2 separate regions of the Homo sapiens genome follow, and region 1 is linked to region 2. A link is a loop called in an ENCODE intact Hi-C map of the cell type or tissue named here. Cell type or tissue: tibial artery. All regions are shown on one strand. Links, peaks and the distances in the headings refer to the core of each region. The heading gives the core; the rest is flanking DNA. Region 1 overlaps WDR83 (WD repeat domain 83). Region 2 has its middle 12 kb from the start of LINC02926.

The links. Peaks named below come from ENCODE experiments on the same cell type or tissue, not always from the same donor. Only the 100,000 strongest peaks of a DNase experiment are listed, where the experiment ranks them.
Region 1: a loop joins it to region 2, with 3 times the contacts of the local background. A loop is called at or near these places in 86 of 110 quality-filtered maps.

Annotation. Positions count from the first base shown.
Region 1 is chr19:12,674,937-12,677,845 of GRCh38, reverse strand. It overlaps WDR83 (WD repeat domain 83), which reads right to left. Exons shown (of 11, transcript NM_001099737.3): 11 at 2,014-2,323. The coding sequence ends at 2,174. DHPS (deoxyhypusine synthase) reads left to right here. Exons shown (of 9, transcript NM_001930.4): 6 at 450-555; 7 at 635-738; 8 at 1,704-1,829; 9 at 1,913-2,129. The coding sequence ends at 2,008. Among named protein-coding and RNA genes, the nearest start is that of DHPS, 5.5 kb to the left of the region's middle. RefSeq lists an enhancer at 1,390-1,439. In tibial artery, for the core only: a CTCF peak has its summit at 1,322 (motif pointing left); a DNase peak (open chromatin) is centred at 1,321.
Region 2 is chr19:12,562,669-12,565,577 of GRCh38, reverse strand. No RefSeq gene overlaps it. Among named protein-coding and RNA genes, the nearest start is that of LINC02926, 12 kb to the right of the region's middle. In tibial artery, for the core only: a CTCF peak has its summit at 1,339 (motif pointing left); a DNase peak (open chromatin) is centred at 1,327; H3K27ac peaks cover 543 bases.

The DNA.
Region 1 (2,909 bases), core at 259-2,758, 110 kb before region 2:
ACATGGTGGAACCCTGTCTCTACTAAAAAAACAAAATGCAAAATTAGCTGGGCATAGTGGCATGCGCCTGTAATCCTAGCTACTCGGGAGGCTGAAGCAGGAGAATCACTGGAACCCAGGAGGCAGAGGTTGCAGTGAGCTGAGATAGTGCCATTGCACTCCAGCCTGGGCAACGAGTGAAACTCCGTCTCAGGGAATAAAAAAAAAGAGAGAGAAACAGCTCAGCAAGCTAAGAATAGGCTGGTTCTTTATGTGCCAGGCACTATACTAAGTGTTTTCTGTGGGTTTTCTCATATAGGCCTCATCTGTGAGAGGTGTTTCTGTTATGCTTATAATTGAGGAAACAGTCCTAGAGAAATTAGGCACCCCATCCACAGTCAGATAGTCATATAGCCAGCATGGAGACGAGGCTCTGAGCTCCAGCCACTGTCCTGTCATGTTCTCTGCAGAACCACATCCCTGTGTTTAGTCCCGCACTTACAGACGGCTCGCTGGGCGACATGATCTTCTTCCATTCCTACAAGAACCCGGGCCTGGTCCTGGACATCGTTGAGGGTGAGGCGCTAGGGCCACAGAGGAGAGGGGAAGGAGGGCTGGCTGAGTCCAAGGCCTGACTTCGGCGCTCTTCCCCCAGACCTGAGGCTCATCAACACACAGGCCATCTTTGCCAAGTGCACTGGGATGATCATTCTGGGCGGGGGCGTGGTCAAGCACCACATTGCCAATGCCAACCTCATGGTGAGTGGGGGTGGCGCTTCGGCCCACTCTGCAGACATGCTGTGTGGTGGGCCTATGCCATGTGCTGGGTAGACAGCATGAACTAGACAGGCCAGGATCCCTGCTCCCCGGGACTGATGTTCTAGTAGGGGAGATAGCAAACAAGTGACATCCACGTCAGGGGGCAGTCATTGCTACGGGGAATACTAAATGATGGCATGAGAAGAGAAAGGGGTGCTGTCCAACAAGAGGTTTTGGAAGGAGGCTTCTGGAAGTGTGAGCTGGGAGCAGGGGTTTGGGGAGGCATCTCCCAGGAGCTATGTGGTTGTCTCCCGTGCCAGGAGTTTGTGCTGCTGTACTAGCATTGAGCTTCTGGATTGCAAAGTTCCCAGGAGAGGGAACAGCCATTGCAAAGGCTCTGGGGCGCCTGAAGTAATCCAGGAACAGCTGGGTACCTGGTGAGGGGAAGGTGGAGTGGTGAGGGCCAGGAGGTGATGCAGGGAGGTGCCACAGGGAGCCTGCTGGGCCCTGTGGGCTGAGGCGGGGCTTTGGCTTTTGCACTGAGAGAAGTGGGAGAGGACTTGACTCGGGTTCCCATGCTCCCCCTGGTGGCCATGTGGTGAACAGATGGTGGCAGGTGAGTGAGAACTCCAGTCCAGGACAGTGGTGACCATGCAGGGATCAGGAGGCAGGCGGTGGTTGGATTTGGAGGGCTTCTGAAGATAGAGTTGCTGGCAGCTCCTGCCTTGCAGATGGGGCAGGGTTGTTGACACCTGGCTGTTGGGTCTGGGGAAACACAGCCATCGTTGCCCAGCAGCTCTAGTGACCCCAGACATTGACATGGGCCCTGTCTGGGAGCGAATGTCTGTGAAGGGCTTCCTTCATCTGGGACACACCTCTCAGCCTGTTTGGCTACGGTGTCCTCCCTCTGTGTCTGTCTCCTGTGACTGGCTGACTGGGCCCACCGTGCCCCCGCCTCCCCACAGCGGAACGGGGCCGACTACGCTGTTTACATCAACACAGCCCAGGAGTTTGATGGCTCTGACTCAGGTGCCCGACCAGACGAGGCTGTCTCCTGGGGCAAGATCCGGGTGGATGCACAGCCCGTCAAGGTAAGCGCTGGCTGGGTGGGGCATAGGGTCTCTGGGACGATGAGTGTGGGTCCCATGGCTTACCCAGGTTCCCCCCTACCCAGGTCTATGCTGACGCCTCCCTGGTCTTCCCCCTGCTTGTGGCTGAAACCTTTGCCCAGAAGATGGATGCCTTCATGCATGAGAAGAACGAGGACTGAGCGGCTGCGGTCCCAGGAAGGTCTTACCCCCTCTTCTATTTATTAATTTGCAGACCCAGCCCCTCCCCTACTTTTTGGTCAGCTACGTCTCTAGAATAAGATGGTATCTGAAGTCCTTCCATGTCTGTGTCTCGGTCCTTGGTCCTGTTGGTGGGTCCCCTGGCTTCAGCCTGCTCCATCCTCTGCCTCATAGGCCTCCTCTCGCCAGCACTGGACGCTGCCTCCCATGGCGGTCAGCAGGCAGGGCTCTGTTGGGTGGTAGGCCAGCGACTGCACCACACCGGAACCCACAGGCAGGGCCAGAGCCAGCGCACCCTGTGGAGCGAGGGGTAGGGAGTGGTTATCTGTGGCTGGGCTGTACCCTGGTTTCTGAGGTCCCTGGGCACCCCCCATCTCAGTCCTGCCTGAAGCCCTCAGTCACCTCTCCCCGACCTTCAGCCACCTGCCTCTAATTGCCTCCTAGACACTGCAAAATTAATCTACCTCAGACTGAGCCCCTCAGTAGCTCTGTCCTACCAGGTGTTCAGGCCGCAAGTCTTGGGAGCCTCTTATTGATTTTTTATTTTTTAAAATAGCAGAGATGGGGTCTTACCATGTTGCCCAGGCTGGTCTCGAACTCCTGGCCTCAAGTGATCCTCCTGCCTTGGCCTCCCAAAGTGCTAGGACTACAGGTGTGAGCCACCATGCCTGGCTTTGGGAGTCTTTTTCTTTTTCTGTTTTTTTTTGAGATGGAGTCTTGCTCTGTCGCCAGGCTGGAGTGCAGTGGCGCCATCTGGGCTCACTGCAACCTCCGACTCCCTAGTTCAAGCGATTCTCCTGCCTCAGCCTCCCGAGTAGGTGGGATTACAGGCACGCGCTACCATGCCCAGCTAATTTTTGTATTTTTAGTACAGATGGGGTT
Region 2 (2,909 bases), core at 318-2,817:
AAGAGATCGAGACCATCCTGGCCAACATGGTGAAACCCCATCTCTACTAAGAATACAAAAAAGTAGCTAGGCGTGGTGGCACACACCTGTAGTCCCAGCTACTCAGGAGGCTGAGGCAGGAGAATCGCTTGAACCCAGGAGGCGGAGGTTGCAGAGAGCTGAGATCACGCCACTGCACTCCAGCCTGGCAACAGAGCGAGGTTCCTTTAAAAAAAAAAAAAAAAAAGACAGAGTTTTGCTTTGTTGCCCAGGCTGGAGTGTAATGGCTTGATCTCGGCTCACCGCAACCTCTGCCTCCCAGGCTCAAGCGATTCTCCTGCCTCACCCTCCCAAGTAACTGAGATTACAGGCACCGGCCACCACACCTGGCTAACTTTTTTGTATTTTTAGTAGAGATGGGGTTTCATCATGTTGGCCAGGCTGGTCTTGAACTCCTGACCTCAGTTGATCCACCCGCCTTGGCCTCCCAAAGTACTGGGATTACAGGCGTGAGCCACCACGTCCGGCCAAGACTGGTAATTTTAAATGGAAAAGTATATCACAATTTGGTTGAGTGTAGAAGTAGTGTCAGAATGTTTGAGAGAACATACATTACCACTTATTTGTATATTTATATTTTAGATTTGTAACAACTGGTAAGGACTTCTGAAGAGTTTTATTGATGGAGAGATTTTAAAGGATTAAAGAATAAAATATCGCATTTGTAAATGCCATGTAAAATGTTTAAGTTATTTCAGCACTCCCACTGGGTTAAGTGGGAGCCACAAATGGTTCTGAGCAGGCTGGGCGCGATGGCTCATGCCTGTAATCCCGGCACTTTGGGAGGCCGAGGCGGGTGGATCACTTGAGGTCAGGAGTTCGAGACCAGCCCGACCAACGTGGTGAAACCCCGTCTCTATTAAAAATACAAAAACTAGCTGGGCGTGGTGGCTCACATCTGTAATCCCAGCTATTCGGGAGGCTGAGGCAGGAGAGTTACATGAACCTGGGAGGTGGAGGTTGTAGTAAGCCGAGATTGCACCATTGCACTCCAGTCTGGGCGACAGAGCAAGACTCCGTCCCTCAAAAAAAAAAAATGTTCTGAGCAAAGGAAAGACTGATCTGATTTAGGTTTTGCGTAAATATCCTCCAGCTATGGGCTGCGGGGCGTGTGTCGCTGGGTGGGTGGGTTAGGTGGACAAAACTGGATCCTAGTGCCTATGCGCCCCTTTAAAACGAATAAAAAGACGTAGTTCTCAACCAGGGACGTCCTTGGTGATGCTCTGCTGGTCCTGCAGCCTGAGGGCTTTTTCCAGACGCTTTGACCTGTGCACTTCTGCCCCCACGCGGCCAATGCCTGAACTGCAGCAACGTCCTGCAGACCCAGTTTCCTTTTTTGGTACCAGGCATATGCAGGGCGTGGACAGATCCTACAATGGAACCAGCCAGAGACTGCCCTAGAGAAACTCATATGCCGGGATTTGGATGTTTGTAGGATAACATCATGAGCAGCAGCTTTGCAGGACCACACATGTTCCAGGGAGATTCTCAGAGGAGGGATCTTTGGGCAGTGTCTCCAAAGACCAGTAAGAATATTTCAGGAAGACACAACAAGAAAAAATATTCTAGGCAAAGTGAAAACTGACATTGATACCCCGACCCCAACCCCTCTTAACTGCTACTTCCGACCTGGGTCGTGGAGCTACCATTCAAGCCCTATACCCAATACTCATCTTGAACTACTTAACTACTTATTTATGTATTTATTTATTTATTATTATTATTATTATTTTGAGACGGAGTCTCACTCTGTCACCCAGGCTGGAGTGCAGTAGCGCGATCTCGGCTCACTGCAACCTTCACCTCCCGGGTTCATGTGATTCTCCTGCCTCAGCCTCCCTGGCAGCTGTGATTACAGGTACCTGCCACCATGCCTGGATAATTTTTTTTTTCTTTTTCTGAGACAGAGTTTCACTCTTGTTGCCCAGGCTGGAGTGCAGTAGCATGATCTCGGCTCACTGCAACCTCCACTTCCCGGGTTGAAACAATTCTCCTGCCTCAGCCTCCCGAGTAGCTGGGATTACAGACACGCACCACCACGCCTGGCTAATTTTTGTATTTTTAGTAGAGACAAGAGTTTCACCATGTCGGTCAGCCCAGTCTTGAACTCCTGACCTTGTGATCTGCCCGCCTCGGCCTCCCAAAGTGCTGGGATTACAGGCGTGAGCCACTGCACCTGGCCCCACCTGGGTAATTTTTGTATTTTTAGTAGAGACAGGGTTTCACCATGTTGGCCAGGCTGGTCTTGAATTCCTGACCGCAGGTTATCCACCCACCTTGGCCTCCCAAAGTGCTGGGATTACAGGCATGAGCCACCAAGCCTGACCTACTTATTTCTTCTCACTCCCATCATCCCAATTGCCACCACCCAGGTCTAGACACTCACCTGGGTACCTGTCAAAGTGTCCTCCTTGGTCTCCCAAACTTCAATTCCTAGTCATTCACCTCGGCACCAAAGGGACATTTTTCTCTCTCTTCCCTGCTCACACACCTCCCATGGCTCCCTAGTGCTCTCAAGTGCAAGTCCAAGCTCCTCAGCCTGGCACCTGAAGTCTTGAAGACCCAGTTCTGCCTGTCCCACTATATCATTAGCATGACCAACTAGAAAGACATTAATAAAAAGAATAGCACTACCTCTATTTATTGAGTGCCTACCTGGTGCTAAGACATGTGTCTTGCAGTTTCAAGGTGCACTCACAACAACTTTATTATCTTCGTTTTACAGAAGGGGCTATTGAGGTTTAGAGAACTCAAGGGACTTGTTCAAGGTCCCCGCCTAAGTATGAACTCAATTCTTTCCAACTCCAAAGCTCAGGCCTAAACCCAACGCTCTGTCCCCTCCATGACAAACCTCTAGTGGGATGGGTTTA